Linked DNA regions of Homo sapiens: region 1 is linked to region 2. Evidence: chromatin loops called from intact Hi-C (ENCODE). Cell type or tissue: PC-9. All regions are shown on one strand.

Region 1 (2,500 bases), 230 kb after region 2:
GTTTCACCATGTTGGTCAGGCTGGTCGCGAACTCCTGACCTCGTGATCTGCCTGCCTCAGCCTCCCAAAGTGCTGGGATTACAGGCATGAGCCACCGTGCCCAGCCGAGGGTCTTATTTTTAACATGTCTTTTTTGATCCAGCTCCATCCTCACCAGATTGCTTCCCTCAGTATGGAAACCCATGCCTGCCTCCCTTGGTGTCATATCAGAACTTGGCCGTGGGGCAGCATGATTCCTCGTTGGTCTGTCCTGTGGCTTCAGGAGAAGGCCTTGCTCTGTGGGGAGGAAGGAAGACCGTGACTTTCTCCAGCACACCTTTCCCATGCACCCACAGATTTGGGATCTGGTCTCAACAACCCATGTGAATTTGCTCTGAGTTCCTGACAGAGGAAGCTGCTAAAGTTAAGAACTAACTTCCACCCTTAGTGGACAATCACTTGAGATGCACCAAGGGTTGGACCACCTTGCTCTGCCAAGGTCAGAGCACTCACTGAGGCCAAGCTCCACTCTGGGATGAGATATCTGGCTGAGAGTGGCCTGGACAAATGGAAACAGAGGCAACGTGACTTCCCCTTTCCCTATTTGCACAGCTTGATAATGACACACAGAAAGGAGACACAGTGTATATGTAAGTTTAACAGCACAAGTAAAACTAATAATTTTCCAATAAGAAGTGACCAATTTATTCAAAATTTGAGAAGTTTAAAGTACAGACTTGAAGCCTACTGTTCAAACACAGTCATTATTAAAGTATACATTTCTCAAACATTGCAATCCCACCTCCAAAGCCACAGATTCTTTTCTCCTTAGTCTCTCAGGCCTGAAAGTCTTTGTCCGTATTTCTTCATTCTGCAGCCTGACGGTCACGCCCCTGGTACTGAATACACACACACAAGCAAGGGACTCTTCTGAGCGTATGGTGGGCAAGAGAGACCTCTGCTGGATGAATGATGGCAAACAAGCGCTGCTCGGCCTTAGCAGAAAAACAAGAAACAGTTTTTACAGTGGTGCTTTTGGAGGAGGAGAAAAATTGTTTTTGTTTTAAAATCACCTTTTAAACTCTATGAGATTAAAAACCAACCCCATAATATATGTTTTTTTAGGTTTCTAGAAACACCGTTTGTGGACTGTGCCATTTCTACAGCCCTTTAATACTTATGTTAAGCAATTTTTTAAGAGCTCCGTATATTCTGCACCCAGGTTCTAAGAGCAGCTTAACTGCCTAATAGCTGGACTGTTTCTTTTCTAATTGCCTGCCAGTGTTGCACATTTTCTGTGCACAGGCAGGGATGCGTGAGGCATGATTCTCATAGACCCAAAATCAGGATGGACTTCAAGACTGAGTTTTCAGAACTCCTGGGGAAAGGAGATGTGTTTGAGATAGGTCAGCAGGGGACAAAAGCATTCAAAGAAAACTTGGCACACCTTGCCAGACTTTTCCCCTTGGCTGCATATTTTCAGAATCCTTAGGTCCTTCACTGGGGTGGGGGGCAGGGAGAGTGAGTGCTTTTGAAAAGAGGAAGTTCCCTTGCACACAGCATATATCCTGATGCATTAAAATATGCTCAAGTTTGCAGTGTCCTCTTTACACACTGTGTTTCAGGGGCACAGCAAAGGCAGAGCTTGGTGGTTCAACTCTCTGCCTCTCATATAATGCCTAATTATACTGGTTTCTAATCTGACTCTGCCTAATTAGGCAACGGTGCGCAAGTTTTCCAAATTTCCTAAGCCTCGGTTTCCTCCTCTGCAAAATTGGATTGGTTGTAGTGTCCACTGCAAAGTGTTACTAGGAGAGTTTGATGAGATAATATATGGTCAGTGCTTAGCATAGTGGTGGCTGGCCTATAGTAAATGTTCAATGAACACAGGTATAATTATTAAAGGTGAGGTAAACACGTACACAAATGTTTGTGTACATGTTTCCTTCCTTCTTCCCTCCCTCCCTCCTCCCTCCCTCCCTCCCTCCCTCCCTCCCTCCCTTCCTTCCTTCCTTCCTTTCTTCTTTCAACAAATATTTATAGAGTTTCTACTATGTCGAAACTCTATGCGAGACATTGAGGAGTATAAAAAGCTGAAAAAGTTATGTTTCTATTCTCAGAGAGCTTTCAGTCTCTCTCATGTTTTATCATTTGGATATAGATCAGTGATTCTAAAAGCTGTTTGCTAACATCCCAGAATGGCCTTAGAAGAAAATTCCCCAAATTCTCAGGAAAATAAATAACAAGCTTTTACCTGAAATATTGATTTATGCCTTTCCAATCTTAAAAGACAGAAAAAGTCGTGATAAAAATCATGCTAGACCAGGCACGGTGGCTCATGCTTGTAATCTCAGCACTTTGGGAGGCCAAGGTAGGAGGATTGCTTGAGCTTAGGAGTTTGAGACCAGCCTGGGCAACATAGGGAGACTTCCATCTCTACAAAAAAATGTTTTTAATTAGCCGGGTGTGGTGGTGTAAGCCTGTAGTCCCAGCTACTCGGGAGGCTGAGACGGGAGAATCA
Region 2 (2,500 bases):
ATTTATTATAGGAAGAAAGAAAGGACTAAGAGGGGAGAGGGGGAAAAGCTAGTGACCTGGCTTAGTACTCCTTCAAGAGCAAAAAGAGAGTTGATTGACCAGGAAGAGAAAGCCCAGTATATGTAAGTGAGCATATAGTTTTTAGGAAAGCGTCTACTGTTAGAACTTCACAGAAAATCGTTTTTCTCCCCCAAGATTAATCAGGCACCAAGTATTAGTCACAAGGCTCTAGTGTGGTCTGACAAATTGATTGAAAAAATCTACTGTCTGTAAATCTCTAAATTTTATAATGGAAAAAAATGCAACACACTAGATTTAACACTCTTATTCTAAGGTTATAGAAATCCTTGGCTTTGGAAATTTGGGAACCATATAGTAAATTACTACTTAAAAGCAATTCCTGATATCTTCCCAATACTAATGAATAACAGGCTCAACATTGGCTAGAGCCAGAGGTAACCCTCTGCAGCCCATTTCCTCAGGTGCTGGAGTAGCATTTGTTGAGAGCCACTGCTACTGGGACCCAAAGTCAGAAAAGATGTGTCTGGAAGTTTTAACATTTAATGCTGTTATAGGGGACAATTCTGGCTTAGAGAGTTTGAATTTGGCAGCCTAACTAAAGATAAAAGATTAATAACTGTAGTAGAAAGTAAGTATAAGGTAGTTTTCACATAGTTCCTGTAACAGTGTTGTATTATGTGATTCTTTTCTTAAAAACTAAGGTAAGTAGTTGGTTTCACATTCATTTGAACTCCTGAAGTAAACCATTCAGTAGGCTAGAATTATCACTAGAAATCAAACACTACATCCCAATCATCTTCTTAGTCAAGCCAGAAAAAGTCTTATTAACTCTTACAAGCACATGATAACAGTGAAGTCAATTGATGTTATTTCTGGTTTCACAACTTGCCCAATTCAAAATGTGGAAAGATGAGTAGCTCCTAGGGGGATGTTATATTCTTATTTTGCTCTTATAAATATGAAGGATTACTATGAATAGCATATGCTTTCCTTAATTCTTCAAAGCCCCAGTTCTTTAAAGGAGATTAAAAATTTAATCATTACTACGTTTTGTGAAAGGAAAACCATAAACATTAGTAGTCTTACTGAAACCTCCTGAAATTGCTAGAATGACCCAGATGTTTCAGTCTGGCACAGAATCCACACACCTTACTCTTGCAGCCTTTATTAACACCTCAGTTTGGTAATCTATGGACTCGGGTAACCCCATTTCTAAATCTCAGAAAGGTATAAATAAGATCATTTTCAATTGAGAATTATAAAAATCTCAAATTCTCAGTATTTGAAAAATTCACAATATTAGATGCTAGAAACTACTTGGATTTGCTTTCTTCCTGTATATTCATTCATGCATTTTATTTATTTACTTTTTGGTAGGCTAGTAAAGTACTAAGAGTGTTTCAGATATACTAGTTTGTATTGTCTCTTGGGAAACTAGGATTGGGCGCGCAGATACATCGCCATCTGCTGGTCAGTTTATCTGTGGTGAAACTGCAGCTTTCTTGAGACTTGTCTAGAAATTCTAGAAAGCACTGCCTTAGAATAGGAGAGGTACAGGAAATTTGGAGAGTCTTTTTCACAAGCACTTCATTTGACAACATTTACTGGTAGTGTATCTTTTTTAAGGTTTTGAAAATATTTTTCATAGTAATTTCTATTGAAAATTATAAAATTTTCAGAACAGTAGATATTTTGGTCATTTTTTAATCAAATTTAAGATCCTGAAAATGATAAGACAAAGATATACATTTTTTTCTAGGGTCATGGGGGAGCATTTTCCCCCATATATTTTGATTTTCATTTATGCATGTGTTCTGTACTATTTGAGTGCATATAGAACTTCAGTGGCATTTAGATATTTTGTGGGACCACCAGATTAATGAGACACATTGAATAGAATAAACCAGTTAGTATCCATGACTAAAAACATGTTTGAAATAAAATTGAATCTCTCTGAGACAGAAAGGCAAACTTATTTTTTCCCCGTAGCACATCCGTTTGTTTAGGGCTGAGTAATCCTTTAAGAATTGCTGAACTTCCCCCAAGTGCTGAAAACCTAATTCTGTTTTAAAAATAGCTGTAAGTAATTCTGTCCTCATACATATATTTTACATGTTTAACAAAAAAGATTCTTATCTTCATAAACTGTAATGATGTCTTAGGCCCAAACTCCAATTAGGGTTGGTTTGTTTTTTTTAAGTTTGTATGCTTAATAACGACAACTTGGGAAGCATTTTCAGAGTGCTGCGAAAAATAACTCATAAGAATACAGTATTTGGAAGCACAGAGACTGATTTTTATTTTTTGGATTTCAGTGGAGTGTTAATATTTCAAATACGTGAGAATAGGAAACTTCCTCTTCAGAACTACAATCACAGCCGTAAATACAGTAGAGTCATAGCAGTAGATGCAATAGAATCTCATCATGAAACTCCATGAATTTTGAACTAATCACATCACCAAAGGAGCTCCAATACTG

What was found. A loop is a pair of places that touch in the nucleus more often than their neighbours do. Peaks named below come from ENCODE experiments on the same cell type or tissue, not always from the same donor. Only the 100,000 strongest peaks of a DNase experiment are listed, where the experiment ranks them.
Region 1: it touches region 2 in a loop (12-fold over the local background); 69 of 110 quality-filtered maps call a loop at or near these places.

What each region holds. Positions count from the first base shown.
Region 1 is chr14:61,252,032-61,254,531 of GRCh38, forward strand. It overlaps a transcript of PRKCH not described here. Among named protein-coding and RNA genes, the nearest start is that of TMEM30B, 28 kb to the right of the region's middle. In PC-9, CTCF peaks have their summits at 943 (motif pointing left) and 1,143; a DNase peak (open chromatin) is centred at 850; H3K27ac peaks cover 656 bases.
Region 2 is chr14:61,023,939-61,026,438 of GRCh38, forward strand. All of the region lies in intron 5 of SLC38A6 (solute carrier family 38 member 6), which reads left to right. Among named protein-coding and RNA genes, the nearest start is that of SLC38A6, 44 kb to the left of the region's middle. In PC-9, CTCF peaks have their summits at 1,504 (motif pointing left) and 1,704; a DNase peak (open chromatin) is centred at 1,493; H3K27ac peaks cover 762 bases.